Linked DNA regions of Homo sapiens: all the other regions are linked to region 1. Evidence: chromatin contacts called from ENCODE Hi-C or POLR2A ChIA-PET data. All regions are on one chromosome and are shown on one strand. The core of a region is the stretch at or near the end of the contact, and the rest is flanking DNA. Distances in the headings are between cores, read along the strand shown.

The links. A loop is a pair of places that touch in the nucleus more often than their neighbours do. ChIA-PET counts read pairs that join two places held with the same protein, here RNA polymerase II (POLR2A). Pooled maps may share reads with other maps.
Region 2: a map of gastrocnemius medialis shows a loop between it and region 1 (14-fold over the local background). The contact joins the promoter of UBE4B here to the promoter of CLSTN1 in region 1. A Hi-C loop is called at or near these places in 6 of 168 maps with a recorded cell type or tissue (CD4-positive, alpha-beta memory T cell, CD8-positive, alpha-beta T cell, OCI-LY7 and 3 more), 5 of 37 single-sample maps with no recorded cell type and 16 of 50 pooled maps. POLR2A ChIA-PET finds 5 or more read pairs at or near these places in 3 of 52 experiments (GM12878, PC-3 and activated T-cell).
Region 3: a loop to region 1 is called in a map of gastrocnemius medialis, with 10 times the contacts of the local background. The contact joins the promoter of PIK3CD-AS2 here to the promoter of CLSTN1 in region 1. A Hi-C loop is called at or near these places in 2 of 168 maps with a recorded cell type or tissue (gastrocnemius medialis and sigmoid colon) and 9 of 50 pooled maps. POLR2A ChIA-PET finds 5 or more read pairs at or near these places in 6 of 52 experiments (A549, HCT116, HEK293 and 3 more).

The regions. Positions count from the first base shown.
Region 1 is chr1:9,821,515-9,826,386 of GRCh38, forward strand. It overlaps CLSTN1 (calsyntenin 1), which reads right to left and starts at 2,451. Exons shown (of 19, transcript NM_001009566.3): 1 at 2,129-2,451. The coding sequence starts at 2,219. RefSeq lists silencers at 2,173-2,252, 2,263-2,412, 2,583-2,632, 2,653-2,712 and enhancers at 2,325-3,041, 4,102-4,161.
Region 2 is chr1:10,030,109-10,034,980 of GRCh38, forward strand. UBE4B (ubiquitination factor E4B) reads left to right here and starts at 2,850. Exons shown (of 28, transcript NM_001105562.3): 1 at 2,850-3,586. The coding sequence starts at 3,563. RefSeq lists silencers at 2,468-2,857, 2,888-3,107 and enhancers at 2,622-3,276, 3,668-3,717.
Region 3 is chr1:9,685,242-9,690,113 of GRCh38, forward strand. It overlaps PIK3CD-AS2 (PIK3CD antisense RNA 2), which reads right to left and starts at 2,333. Exons shown (of 2, transcript NR_126367.1): 1 at 2,094-2,333. The region is part of intron 1 of PIK3CD (phosphatidylinositol-4,5-bisphosphate 3-kinase catalytic subunit delta); the gene reads left to right. RefSeq lists enhancers at 2,088-2,257, 4,378-4,872 and silencers at 2,308-2,447, 2,773-2,967, 3,974-4,533.

The DNA.
Region 1 (4,872 bases), core at 1,201-3,700:
TTATATTAGAAAATCTATCATTTTCTGCAGCAGTCTGTACGTAATCTAACATTAACAATGATTAAAGGTAGCTACAGCATGAACAGGAGTTCATGTCGTACTGCCTTACAGCCGTAAAAAATTCAATTAGTTGAAATGATCTCTTAAAACGAGCCCACAGAGTGTCTCCAAACTGTAAATTTACATATGAAATTCACTTGTAATATTTCAAAATGAAATTGTTTATTAGCATTTCGTGTAATTCCAAGACATTTTCTAACTTGCAACCTGAAAAAAATGCATACGAATAACTGATGTGTAAAATGTCTTTATTCCGAAGACTAAGAATCTTGAACTACTGTAACTGCACCAAGAAAAACTTAGAGAAAGCAAATTACAAATGACTCAACTAGCCAACACACCTTTCACACAAGATTTCTGTCGGTCTCAGGTAATGAAGATATTCAAAGTTGAAATGTATGCTGTTTAAGTAACCAAGGCAATTAAATAATGACTAACAAATGTAGGTGCTATTTAAGAAAGCACCAATTTTAACAAGAAATGGTATCACTGACTAAATATACTTAAACTGTTCCCAAAATACCCAATCCAAGCACATATTTTTAAAATGTGTGGGTTTTCCCCAAGAGAAGCAAAACTTTTGACATTTCTCTTGGATATATTAGAGTTTCAGACCTCCAACCCACATCTGGAAAGAACATTTCAAACTTAGCTTGATGTTACTTTTAAAAATCAAATGGCCAGCAATGAGATACTTAGTGACTAAGATCTGAATTTGACAGAGTCAACAGAATGTTAGAAATGAAATAAAAGAAGTATTCAAAGTTTATCATCCTCGATGTTTAGAAAGGAACATGGAACAAAAGATGCATTTGCCGCCTCTGCCCTTTAATTCGTGAACACCATACTTCTCTCCTTATGTCACGCCAGGGAAGGGAAAATAAGAATTTTTAAAAAGCTTGCTAAATTCAAATATGACCATTTCATCTAGATTTCTATCAATCCTCCTCCCCAAAATTTCTTTTGATTAAAAAAAAATCAGAACAACAGATTTAAGCCTACAGTAGATTCTACAGACTACACCTAGATTACTCTGCTCTAAGGCCAAGGAAAATGTTTACGATTTCAAGATCCACTCAGAAGCAAATACTGTATCTGCAATGCGTAAGCTTTTCGTTGGCAAGACCAGTCAATAGCAGAGGCATGCAAGGTTTAAAAGGTTAAGTGGATGAAGGTTAAAAGCTAATAATAAATTAGCCAAGAAATACTACTTCCCACCGAGCCATAAAATAATTTCGGTCCTACAATCCTAAAAAACCAGAGAGGTTTCTCGTTTTTGTAGAGAACATCTAACCCTCCACGGTCTAAATGACCGTCAGAAAAACAGCACCAAGGCACCAGGGGTAGCAGAGACGGAGATTTCTAACACTGGGTGAGCCCGCGGTCGCAAATCTCATCGCGATTTCACCTTTGGGTGAAAAGGTGGGAGGGAAGCACTAAGTTTCAGCCTCGGCTCCACTGGAAACAGACAACGTCTGAAGGACTCTGGGAGGAGGCGGAAAGGGGCGAAGTCGTGGTGTCCGCGGTGCAGCAACACAGAATCGGGATCTTGGAAACGGGATGCGGAGGAGTGGGCTCTTATGTAAGCACACACCAAAACTGTGCGTGCACCCCCCGCCTGATGCACATCTGAGCACACGTACACAGAGCATCTCACCCAGGGGTGCAGCCCCAGCCTGCGTGCGCCGCTGAGCAGGGCGGACTGACCCTTCGGCCCGTCTGCACGTTCCCCCAAATCAGCGCAGCCACCACCATGGGCTGCAGTGGGGGCAGCCCAGGCTCAGGAGCCCCGCCCGGGACGGAGCCTGGCTTCCCCGGGACGCCTGCAGCGCGCGCCCACAGTCTCCTGCGCCCTGGCCCCGGCTCCGCGAGCCCGACCCCCAACCCGAACCCCACGCCCTGACCCGGCTCCCTGCGCTCGGACCCGACTCCCCGCATCCCGGCTCGAATCCCGGCATCCGGCCCTACTCCCGCACCCGGACCCGAATCCCCGCACCGGGACCCGAATCCTGCACCCGGACCCGAATCCCGCACCGACCCAGCGGCCCGGCCCAGCCCCGGGGCTTACCTCGCGCGGCCCAGACCCCGCCGCCGCACAGCAGCCCGGCCAGCAGCAGCCGGGCGGCCGGGGCCAGCGCGGGAGCGGGGCGGCGCAGCATCGCCAGCCCGGGGCGGGAGCGGCAGGGAGGCGCGCGGGACGCCGAGCGGAGCTCTCGGAGCTCTCGGGGCTCTAGGGGCCTGGGGCTAGCTGCTCCGCGGCGCGGGGAGCTCCGGGGGTCCAAGGAGGAGCCGCCGCCGCCGCCGCCGTGACGCTGGGCCGCGCGCTCAGGACGCGGCGCCCTCCCCGCCTCAGAGCAGCGTCTTGCTGAAGGCAGCGGCAGCAACTAAGATGGCGGCGGCGCTCTCTCTCGGGTCCGGCGAGGGTACCCGGCCGGGGGCGGGGTGGCGGCGGGAGGGGCGGGGATGGGGAGCGACGCGAGGCGCGCGCGCGGCGGACCCTGGGAGCGCGCGGGCCCGGGAGGGGCGGGGGAGAGGAGCGGAGGGAGCGCGCGCGGCGGACCCGGCAGCGGGCGCGCGCCTCCGAGCCCGTCGGCCCCGCCTGGAGCGCGCGCCCGCGGGGACGCGCCTGGGGTGGGTTCCGAGCGGCCGGGAGGGGCCCGGGGGACTGTATCCCTTTCCCTGGCCGCAGATGGAGAGCCTCAACTCCGCGTCCCTACGCGCGCTCCCGGGCTCCTAAGGCCGGGTGAGCGGTACCCGGGGACCCGCTCCTCCTTCTCCACCCCGAGGACTCATCCTTCCCACCCGCTCCGCCGAGGAGCGCAGACCCCGGCGGAGCAGTGCGGCCCAGGACCCTTGTCACTTCGGGCAGGTCGCGTCGCCCCCCAGAACCTCGGGGTCCTCGTCTCCCCAGTAGAGGTGTTGAGAGGGGTCACGAAAGGGGGTCCAGGAGACGAGGTCAGCGAAACGCGCCTGGTAAACAGTTAAGGGCCGCGCAGCACTACCCACACCGGCTCCCGCCCCGGGACCTGCCCCCGGGGAGTCTGTCCTGAATTCACTGAAGGAATCTATTTGTGACTTTCAAAAGGCGGCTGGTGTGCGCGCTCTTTCTCAGTGACATGGTGCGATGCTGGTTCTTAGAAATGCGGAGGTCCGAATGGATAGAGAGGACAGAGAAGCCCTCCCCCTCTACCGTGGATCCCTACAGGGATCTTGGGGTCCTCCCAATTTCCCAGCGTCCAGCGGCCCCCTCCTCCTCGCCTCTGGACCCCTGGCACCCCCCCGCAGTGGAGGAAAGGCCTGGAACAGCCGTGGATGGGCGTGTGTGCAGGCACTGTACCCTATGAGACACTACTGGCTCCATTTTGCAGATAAGGAAACTAAGTCAGAAAGGTGAAATGACTTCCCCCGTTGGGACAACTATTGTAAAAAGAATCAGCCCTCAAGGACAGGATGTTCGCATTAGGGGGACACCAACAGCAAAAAGTGGAACCCTAAAATGTTCATTTTTCGAGACCGCTGGAGGAGCTATCCATGAATGTCACTGCTCCAGGTGGGGGTGGAGGAGGCTGGCAGCACTGGAGGCTGGGTGGAGACTGGTTTGTGGGGCGCAGAGGACTTATTTAGGAGACTAGTGGGCAAAGAGCCCAAAAACGTAGACTGAGGTCAGATTGGGGGAATGGACTTGATCCTACAGTCAACAGGAAGACCTGGAACGGCTGGGAACAGCGGTGTGATGTGACCTGGGGAAGGCTTCAAAAGCAATCTGGAATCCAACTCCCTGAGCCGTGTTCCCCGTAAGCGTCCTGCACCAAAGCCTACAGATTCCATCTTGTTAATGTCTCTCCTTCCTTCCCCTGCTCCCCCTCCCCTGCGTGGAGGAAGACCGGACTCTCCTTGGCTGGACCCTTCCCAAAGCACCTGCCTGGCCCGGGCAGGCTCCAAGCCACACCCACCACTCCTTCCAGCCAAGGCTTTGAGTCATCCTCTCCCCTGGTGACGGGTGTTGCCATTGCTTCTGCCCCTCCTGGAGTTATAAACTCAGTGAGTGCCTCCCTGCTGCCACCTCGTCAGGTCCAGACATCTCTGCTGGGCTTCCCATCCTCCACCCAGCTGACCTCAGGGCATGCTGTCTGCCACTGTCTCTTCTTATTCATTCCCCTCCCAGGGCCAACATCACACTTCCTCCTCCACCCATACCCAAGCCTCAGGTCCTTACAAGGAGCTTCTGGGCTGTCTCCTTCAGGAAGTCCTCCTGCCAGCCCTCCCTCTCCAGCCCCGAGCTGCTCTAACCAAACAGTTCAGCTTTATAATCTGCTGCCTGTGCTGTCGACTGACTAATCCATCAGTGTCCTTTTCTCCTCCCCACTGTATTCTAGTGGGAAGGACCCAGATGGTCTAGTCAGACGGGACTGGACTTCAGTGCTGGCCTCTGCAAATGCAAACGACCTTGGCCAGGTTATGGAACTTTCAGAATCTCCTCACCTGCGAAATGGAACAATATGTACTTCTTAGAGTTGTGAGAATTAAATGAAATGATGCCACATAGATCTAGAAATACCAGGCTTTATGTGGCAAATAAATGAAAGTGCCACATAGAGCCTGGTGTTTCTAGATACATGAGTTTCTTTTTCCCTTCAAGAAGAAGGCTTCTGTGCTTCTAGTATACCAGCGATCAGAGTAGGTACTCAATAAATAGTGATGAACTCAATGAATTGCTGAGTTAGGTTTTATTATTATGGAGCTCACATCTCAGAGGGTGAAAAAAGATGTACCCTGTAGATTTCCAGGGACCTTCGAGATTTGCAAAACATA
Region 2 (4,872 bases), core at 1,600-4,099, 210 kb after region 1:
TCCAGCCTGGGTGACAGAGCAAGATTCTGTCTTAAAAAAAAGAAAAAAGAAAAGAAAGAGAAAAAGCCGGGCACAGTGGCTCATGCCTGTAACCCCAGCATTTTGGGAGGCGGAGGTGGGCGGATTACGAGGTCAAGAGATCCACGAGAGCATCCTGGCCAACGTGGTGAAATCTCATCTCTACTAAGAATACAAAAATTAGCCAGGCATGCTGGTGGGCGCCTGTAGGCCCAGCTACTTGGGAGGCTGAGGCAGGAGAATCACTTGAACCTGGGAGGTGGAGGTTGCAGTGAGCTGAGATCGCGCCACTGCACTCCAGCCTGGTGACAGAGCAAGACTCCATCTCAAAAAAAAAAAAAAAAAAAAAAAAGAACAGAGAATATGAATGAATAGGTATTTGTCCAAAGAAGATAAACCTAAGCAGATGTTCAACATCATTAGCTCCTAGGAAAATGAAAAACAAAACCACAAAGAGATACCATTTCACATCTACTGGTGTGGCTACAATAAAAAAGACAGACAAAAACCATTGTTGGTAGAGATGTAGAGAAGTTAGAACCCTCACACATTGCTGGTGGCAGTGCAGCTGCTTTGGAAAACAGTTTGACAGTTTCTCAAAAAGTCAAACATGTAATCCTGCAATTCCTCTCCTAGGTATATGCCTAAAAGGAATAAAAATAAAAACATATGTCCAAACAAACACTTGTACATGAATGTTTATAGCAGCATTACTCATAATTGTCAAAAGGTGGAAACAACCCAAATATCACTATGAATTGATAAACAAAATGCGCTACAGCAATACAGTGATACATTTGGCATTAAAGAAATGAAGTACAGATATATGCTACAATATGCGTGAACCTTGAAAACATATGCTAAGTGAAGGAAGCCAAACCCCAAAGGCCACACGGTGTATTGCTCCACTGATGTGAAATGTCCAGAATAGGCAAATTCACCAAGACAGAAGGTAGTTATCCTGCAGGAGTCTTTTTTTTTTGTGACGGAGTCTCGCTCTGTTGCCCAGGCTGGAGTGCAGTGGCACGATCTCGGCTCCTTGCAACTTCTGCCTCCCGGGTTCAAGCAATTCTTTGCCTCAGACTCCCAAGTAGCTGGGATTACAGGTGCCCGCCACCACGCCCTTCTAATTTTTGTATTTTGTATTTCACCATCTTGGCCAGGCTGGTCTTAAACTCCGGACCTCTTGATCCACCCGCCTTGGCCTCCCAAAGGGCTGGGATTACAGGCGTGAGCCACTGCGCCCAGCCCGGGAGTGACTGTTAATGGCTTTGAGGGTTTCTTTTTGGGATGATGAAAATGTTCTGAAATTGGACAGTGAGGATGACTGAACTGTGAACATAATAAAACCACTGTACACCTTAATTGGGTGAATTGTATGGTATGTAAATTAGATGGCAATAATGAGGTTAAAAAAAGTAAACTTTTAACATCAATGTCACCAGGGGTTCAAGTTCTGGCTTACACAGAATTCCTTTCCTGGAGAGCAGATAATATGCAAAGCCAGCAGTGATTTATTTTTACTCACAAATTCCTTACATATTTTTACTCACAAATTCCTTACATATCTAGTAGTCAGGTTCCTATTTTAAGCATGTAGCAAATACATTGTAACTCTTAATTCTGGAATGCAGTCTTTATGGCTTAGTGAGCCATCCAATCCACTTATAGTCTTCGTCAGCGGCAAAATCTGGAATTTCATGGTACTGTTACTTTGATCGCTCAACTTAGATTTATATTTTATAAATATATATATACATACATATATATATATTTTTTGAGATGGAGTCGCGCTCTGTCGCCCAGGCTGGAGTGCAGTGGCGCGATCTCGGCTCACTGCAAGCTCCGCCTCCCGGGTTCACGCCATTCTCCTGCCTCAGCCTCCCGAGTAGCCGGGACTACAGGCGCCCGCCGCCACATCTGGCTGATTTTTTGTATTTTTTAGTAGAGACGGGGTTTCACCGTGTTAGCCAGGATGGTCTCGATCTCCTGACCTCGTGATCCGCCCGCCTCGGCCTCCCAAAGTGCTGGGATTACAGGCGTGAGCCACCGCGCCCGGCCAAATATTTGTATTCTTGTGCACCGGAGGATGGTTTTCCCCCACTGACTCCAAACGTCTTCCTTGCATTTGCTGTGTACAATTCAGTGATTTGGGTCTCTCATCCATTTATACTTTCAAATTTTACCAATACTTTTTGAACACACTTAAAAAAAAAAAAACCCAGGAAGTATCTCTAAAAGGCCAAGGTAAAATAAAATGAATGGGAGTTCTTGTGTTCGAGTTTTCTTCCAACTGGGCTTTCCTGGAGGAGGTGGAAGAGTGTGTGGCAGATGTTTCAGAAAATGAGCGCTCAATACGGTAGATCACGCTCCCGGGGTCAAGGAGACGTTTTCCGTTTTCTTTTCCCTCGCTTAGGCGGCGGGCGCGCACAGTCCAGTGGGAGCGATGAGGTGTTTCTAGGCCCCCAAGTCACAGAAAAGCAGGCGATTGGGAACAACGGAGGCGCGGCGGGCCCCCGGGCCGCGGGCCAGCGCCACCTTCTGGTGGATCTTCCCCGACGCGAGTCTGGGAGTCGTCCCTCCCCTTGCCAGCCTACCTGGCTCAGGCCCGCCGCGCCCGCAGCCCCAGCGCGGTCGCCGTGGCAACGCCCCGCCCAGCCGCCAGCCTCCCTTTGCCCCTCCCCACGTCCGGCGCGGCTGCGCGGGACGGGGTGGGACGGAGGCGGGGAGAGGACGCAGGCGAGAGGAACTCGGCGGCGCGGCGCCCGCGGCCTATTGGCTGCCACGTCCCGGCGCCAGAAGCCCCGCCTCCCTGACGGGGGTCACGTGATCCCTTTCAAAGATGGCCGCCCTGTTGTTTTGATGAATAATACTTGGTGGGGCGAGGGGGAAAGAGTAGGGGTGGAGGGGTAGGAGGATTTACTCTTCCAGCGAGAGCTACGCGCATCCCATCCTCCCCCTCCCCCCTACCCGGGCTCCGGCGTGGAGGCGGGGCGTGGCCGGCCTGCTTTGGGAGGGGAGGGGCTTCCCTTACAGTGCTGGGCTCTGCCAGGACGGCTGTGGGGTCGCCTTACCTCGGGGTATCCACTCTGCAGTCGACCAGTTCCCGCCAGGAGCAAAGGGTAGGAAGGAGAGCAGGATCTGCTGTAGGAACGCAGCTACCGCGCCACTATCACGAAGAAACAGCAGGCTCGGGGCACGAGACGAACTGGAGACCGCGCTGCCTAGCTGGGTAACCTGGGAAGCAGAGGGTAATAAGTGGCGCCTTAAGACAACCCTGTAGCAGCAGCAGTGGCGGCCAAAGGAGGCTGCTCAGGGAACAAGCGGCTGTAGTAGTCTGTGGGGCGACTGGAGTGACCGAAGCCAAGGCAGTTTAGTGCCTCTCGTGTTCTTATTTTTTAACCTCTGACTATGCAATTCTGAAACCTCCCCCATTCGGGGGACCAGACAGCCTGATAGACACCTTCCACTCTCCTTCCTCCCGCCGTGGTCTCGAGAACAGAAGGATCTCTCCTTAACGCCTTTCACCATTAAGAGGAAAGCGATGGAGGAGCTGAGCGCTGATGAGGTGAGGAGGTTGGGGGACACCTTGAGGGATTAGTTGGCAACTCGTTAGCGCTTTGGACAGGGATGGTATTGCGCCAGTGCTGTCTGGCCTTTGGGCTTGGAGAAGGAACGGAGATGATATTTTCCAAGAATAACGTGACTCCCCGATAGGGTCTCTGGTTTTGTTCTCCTTTATTCTGTTGCCTTCTTTCTTCATTCTGAACTCCATTTGCTTCTTTCCGAGTGTTCTTTTAGGGTATGAACAAGAGGAGAGAGCATCTTGAGGTGTTTATTCTTTTCTTCAGGGTATGCGAACAAGAAGGGCGAGATTTACATGAAGTTAAAGTGTGTGTGTGTCTGTGTCTTCAGGAATTTAAAGAACAATTTTGGATGGAATGAGAATGTATGGTGGGTGAATATTTTTAAAGAAAGCATTTGAAATTCCAGATATGTGTGGTTATTGCACTGTATAAGCTTGATTAAACATATATTTTTGCTTGAGGGGTGGTTTACAGACAGATTCTTTGATATTTAACAAAATATGTATCTTCTCCACAGTTTAGAGAATTCCAGTTATATTCTGGTACTTAATAGACCACTAATGACTTCTGGCATTCTTCTGTTACATTCTATCTTTTCCTACTTCTTGAATCTTTCAAACTTGTGTTTTGCTGTAGCAGAGACTGAACGGGAAGCAAGTGGAAGCAAATGACTTTCTAAACTCTCTCCTGTTCTCATTTCTTAAAGGAGTTATACAGATCTACTTCTTGATGTTTTAAAGATTGTTTAATAAATTAGGTTGTTGTAAAAAAAAAAACAACCAAAAAGCAGTGGCAATTAGGGTACAAGGAATTTCCTATGATTCTACTGCCTTTTCTCTTCCTTTTTGCAAATTAGGAGCTTCCCTTTCAGGACCCCTACTGGCCATACCCTCTTTAGCCTACCTCCACATTTCTTCACTGGTTCATCATGTAAACTTCCCTACAGTATTAGGAAAGCAGTCATCCATCAAGTTGATTGTACTACAAGACTTCCATGCTCCAGTTTTAGCTACAGAGTACTTAGTGTGTTTACTTAGGGACTGAAATTCTCCTGGGATAGGACACGCAGTGGTGTGTTAAGGGTCAGGTAGGAAAGGAAGCAAATGATTTTGTTGATTGTGATACTTGGATACTTGGTTTGGAAAATCAGGACTGCCCATTCGGCGTTACTTTGTTTTTTTCGAATACAGCAGAAATGTAATCTTAAGTGAAGAGAATATTACACAGTTTCTTTCATTCGGTAGGAAATCTCCTTAGAATCGCTTTA
Region 3 (4,872 bases), core at 1,083-3,582, 140 kb before region 1:
TTTTGGAGCCCTCCTGTTTATTCTAATAGAATTAAAAGCAAACATGTAACTGGTTTTTTTGTTTGTTTGTTTGTTTTTGGTTGTTGTCTTTAGTTGCTTTTTTTTGGTTATACTTAATTTATTTTTTTATTTTTTGAGATGGAGTCTCGCTCTGTTGCCCAGGCTGGAGTGCAGTGGCTCGATCTGGGCTCACTGAAACCTCCGCCTCCCAGGTTCAAGCGAATCTCGTGCCTCAGCCTTCTGAGTAGCTGGGATCACAGGCATGCACCACCACACCTGGCTAATTCTTGTATTTTTAGTAGAGATGGGGTTTCACCATGTTGGCCAGGCCAGTCTCGAACTCCTGACCTCAGGTGATCCGCCCTCCTCAGCCTCCCAAAGTGCTGGGATTACAGGCGTGAGCCACTGCGCCCAGCAGTTATAATTAAAAATTTTTTAAAGAGATGAGTATCTCACTGTGTTGTCCAGGCTCGAGTGCAGTGACTATTGACAGGTGCTATCAATAGCGCACTGCAGCCTCAAACTCAAGCGATCCTCCTGCCTCAAACTCAAGCGATCCTCCTGCCTCAGCCTGTGAGTAGCTGCAACTACAGGCGCCCTCAGTCGTGCCTGGCTTTGCCTCTGATTTTTTTCTGACTTTAGCCTTCCTGGTCTTGTCCCCACTCAGCAGTGGTGTCTTACCTGACCACACCTAGAAATGCTGAATGCCAATTTGAGTTAGAAAGAGAATAGCAGAATTCCAGCCAGGTTGGAGGCTAGGATATTGGTGAGCATTTGGGAGAAGCTGAGATTTCATCACAGCAAAAGTGTGATGAAATCACACATCACAAAGTGTCAGGAGAGGGAGAAGTGACTGATGCAGCAAATACTCTTCCATCTTCTAGGGCTCCTTGAAGGGAACAAGGGCTCCAATGAGTGGGAGCAGAGGCTCATTTGGTTTCCTGCCTTATGTTTTGGGATTTAACAAGAGGATTGGCCCTTTTAGTAGCAAGTAGAGGAGCAGGAATCTAATTTCTTGGCTCCATCATAGCTCACCGCAGACTTCTGGGCCAAGCAATCCTTCTCCCTTGGCCTCCTAAGTAGCTAGGACTACAGGCAAATGCCACCATGCCAGGCTAATTTTCTTTTTTTTTTTTTTTTAGTAGAGACGAGGTCTCACTGTTTTGCCCAGGTTGTTCTTAAACTCCTGGCCTTAAATGATCCTCCCACCTCGGCCTCGCAAAGTGCTGAGATTACAGGCGTGAGCCACCGTGCCCGCCTTAATTTACTCTGATTTTTCTTTTCTTTTTAAAATAGAGACGGGGGTCTCACTGTGTGGCCCAGGCTGGTCTTGAACTCCTGGGCTCAAGTGATCCTCCTGCCCTGGCCTCCCAAAGTGCTGGGACTACAGGCGTGAGCCACTGTGCCAGGTCTACTCTGATATTTAACAGTGGTAAAATTCATTTATCCACTAAATGACTTTATTTATACTCTCACTTAATTTCAGAAAGGACTGAAGGTACCTGAGCTGTGAACAAAGAATCAGAGACTGGTTTTTCCTCCATCTCTGCCACTAACTAGTTGTGCCACCTGGGGCAAGTCACTTGGTCTCCTTGTGTCTGTTATCCATGTGTGAGAGCCAATACTTAATATGAGTGCCAGGCACTGTTCTAGAGATTTTCCATGCATCTGTATTCACTCTTTTAATTCTTCTCTACACAATTTATTAAGGTCTCTATCTTTTTAGAGTTTGTCAGGGCAGTTCCAGTTCATCGTGGCAATACAAGAAAGTCACTTTTGGGGGCTTTTGCCATTTCAAAGAATCTTGGATTTTTCTCTGGGCTCCAGAGACACCCGTGCCTGACACCCCCAATTTGAACCCCCAGCGGATCATTGGGTTCCATTGCTGATGGGGACCTTGTGTTTGAGCTTGACTTTCCCTCCATCCATGCTGGAGATAAACGGAAGTCTTCGCGCAGGGGGACGATTGCAGGACGGGGCCGCTAGGGAGGAGGGCTCCCACACGTGGGGAATGGGGGTGGAGGAACCGCTGAAGCTCGTCTGCCCTTTGGAAAATCTCGTTGGTGTCCTAGCCCTGGGATCATTGTACTTACCAGGTTGGGGGGCTCTGCACCCAGAACTCCTCCCAGCCTCTGTCTGCCCGTCCAAGGTCCGGCGTGACTTCCGGTGGCTGATTTCTCATCTTGGGGAAATCCCCGCCCTGGGGGGGTCCGGTGTGGCCTGCAGGGAGCCTGACTCACCCGTCGGCTGAGTCAGGGGGTCCCAGCTGCCCTCGGATGTCTGCTGCACCGCTCCCCTCCCTCAGGCGGGGGACGGCAGGAAGGAGGGAGAGATGGGAGGGCGTGGGGGCGGGGCCGGGGGCGGTCTCCAGCCCCCGGCCCGGGCTCCGCCCTCTCCCGGGATCTGTGAAAGCACAGCCAGGGTGCGGGCGGGTGAGTGCCCACCTGGTGCAGGGTGTGAAGAGCGAGAGCGCGTGTATGAGCACGAGCGTCTGTGGTCTCTGTGTGTCCGTTTACATGATTGCGCCTGTGTCTGTGTGTGCGCATCTGCATGCGTGTCTTTTTGAGTGAATGTCTGTGTGTGACTTCTAGGGACGGCCAGGGAAGAGGAGTGTCCCCTCCCACCCTGGCCCCCCGTCTTCTCATCCTGGACTCCCTCTCTTCTCTCTCCTCCTTGGGGGGTGCTCTGGGCATCCGGGACCCCTGGCAAGGCTGCCGGGTGCTGGGAGGACGCAGAGGCCGCCGAGGGCGGAGGGAAGCGTCAGGCCTGGCTGCGCGCGCCCTGGCTAGGGAGCTCCGAGTCCCGGCCGCCTGGTCCTTTCATTCTGGGCTTCTTCGAGATTCTCGAGGGCTTCCAGCCGGCAGTGTTTTCTCCTTGCCGTCTTCTCAGGCACGAGGAAGGCTCCTGGAGCTCATCTGCCTGGGATGGGCGGCCCTGCCTTGACCTCACGTGCAGCAATTAGGACCACCAAGGAGTGTTCTTCAAACCACCTTCTACCACCCCGCGGGACACGCCAGGGCTGATTCTGGTGCTCGCACCCCGCTTCCTCCTCTGCGTTCCCCTGTGGCAAAGGTTTGTCTTGGGCTGTGGACCCGAAAGAATATTCTAAGGGGAGATGGGCTCTTGCAGAGCAAGAGGGGTATGGTTTCAGCACCAAACTAAACTGGTGCCAGCGCTAGCTCTGCCCAAGAGGCTGTGCAGACAGTGTTTGTGTGAGTACGTGAGGGTGAGAGTCCCTGCCCGCCTAGCTTCGGCTTCCCCACTTACAACCAAGGGAGAACAACATCTATCTTACAGTGTAGATGCCTGGATAAAAACTGGAGCGCCTGGCCGAGCACTTTGGGAGGCTGACGCGGTAGGATGGCTTGAGCCCAGGAGTTCGAGACCAGCGTAGGCAACATAGTTAGACCCCCGCCTCTACAAAAAATTTTAAAAAATTAGCTGAGTGAGGTGGTGCGCACTTGAGGTCTCAGCTACACGGGAGGCTGGGGTGAGAGGATCGATTGAGCCAGAGAGGTAGAGGCTACAGTGAGCTATGATCGCACCACTGCACCCCAGCCAGGGCAACAGAGCAAGACCCTGTCTCAAAAACAAAAACACTGGAGCGCCCAGAGTTTTTTTTAAGTGCGGGACAAGGATTGTCTCGGTGTTGTTACTGCACGCACACCGCCCGTTGTAATGGATAGATGCATTAGTGAAAGTGCTAGGTACACTCATTTATTTTCTAAATCTCACATATAAGGGAACCCCCGATGGAAAGGCCCATCAGCTAGGGAACAGCCAGCAGGCTGGATTTGAGCCCAGAGCCCGGGCTGGCCAATTACTCGAGTGAGTCTGGCTCCGGCTCTGTGACCTGGGTCCAGTACCCCGCCCTTTCTGCGGATGCCTTGCAAAGCGGGGAGCGGAAAGCAGTTTGGTGGACGACCAGCCCTCCCTTGCTTTGCAGGTGGCGCTTTCTATTTATTGATTGTAAGGTGAAACCTAGGCCAGAGCCAGCGTGCGCGCGCCGTCGGGGTCCCGCGGCTGCTCTGGGGCTCAGGGTGCGAACCCCAAGGGCCCCGCCTGGCAGCGTCCTGGGCCTCCGGGCGAGAACAGCGGGGGTCGGGGAGGATTTGCAGCGTCCACTCCTCTCTCCGCCGCCCGTGTGAGCTCGGGCGCTTCTCCCGGCTGGGGGTGTGAGAATTTGCCGACGGTGCCCGCGCCGCCGCCGGCCCCGGCCCCGCCCCAGCCCCGAGGACGCCCCGCCCCCAGCCGGCGCCCCGCCCCGCCTGCCAGTAGTCCCAGCCCCGCCCCGGGCCGCGCCCCTCCGCCGAGCCCCGCTTGCCTGCACCTCGCGCGGCGGGCCTGCCCTCCGGCCCCCGCCGGCCCCGCGCCGCTGCCCGGAGGCTGGCGTCTTCCCGTCACTCCGGGACCCGCCCGCTGTGTCCCCTGGGCAACTGTCTCCAGGGAGATCGGGCCCCGCCCCCGGCAGCGACACCCGGTACGGAGCCCACCTGTGCGGGCGTCTGCGGGGTCCCCGTGCCCCGCCCCCAGCCCCGCCGGGCGTCCCACCCCGCCCAGCCCCGGGCTTTGTCCGCCTGGGGCGGGGTGGGCAGGGTCGGTGGAGGCGATCAGGGGTCCGGGGCCGTGGGGGCTTGGGGGGCCGAGGCAGGGGGTTGCGTTCGCGGTGGGATTCTCAGCTATGGGCCGCGCGACGCTCTCCTCTCCTAATCTGGTTGCTTCCTTTTGTGCCCCCCGGGGGTCAGGAATCCCAGGTTTCTCCGCTGCCGCCCTTGATGGGATCCGTGAGGCCTCCAGCGGGCTTCGCACGAGGACGCGCCTGTTCGGGGCAGGCTGTTTACTTGTCGGGGACCCAGCAGTGGCTGTGCGCGT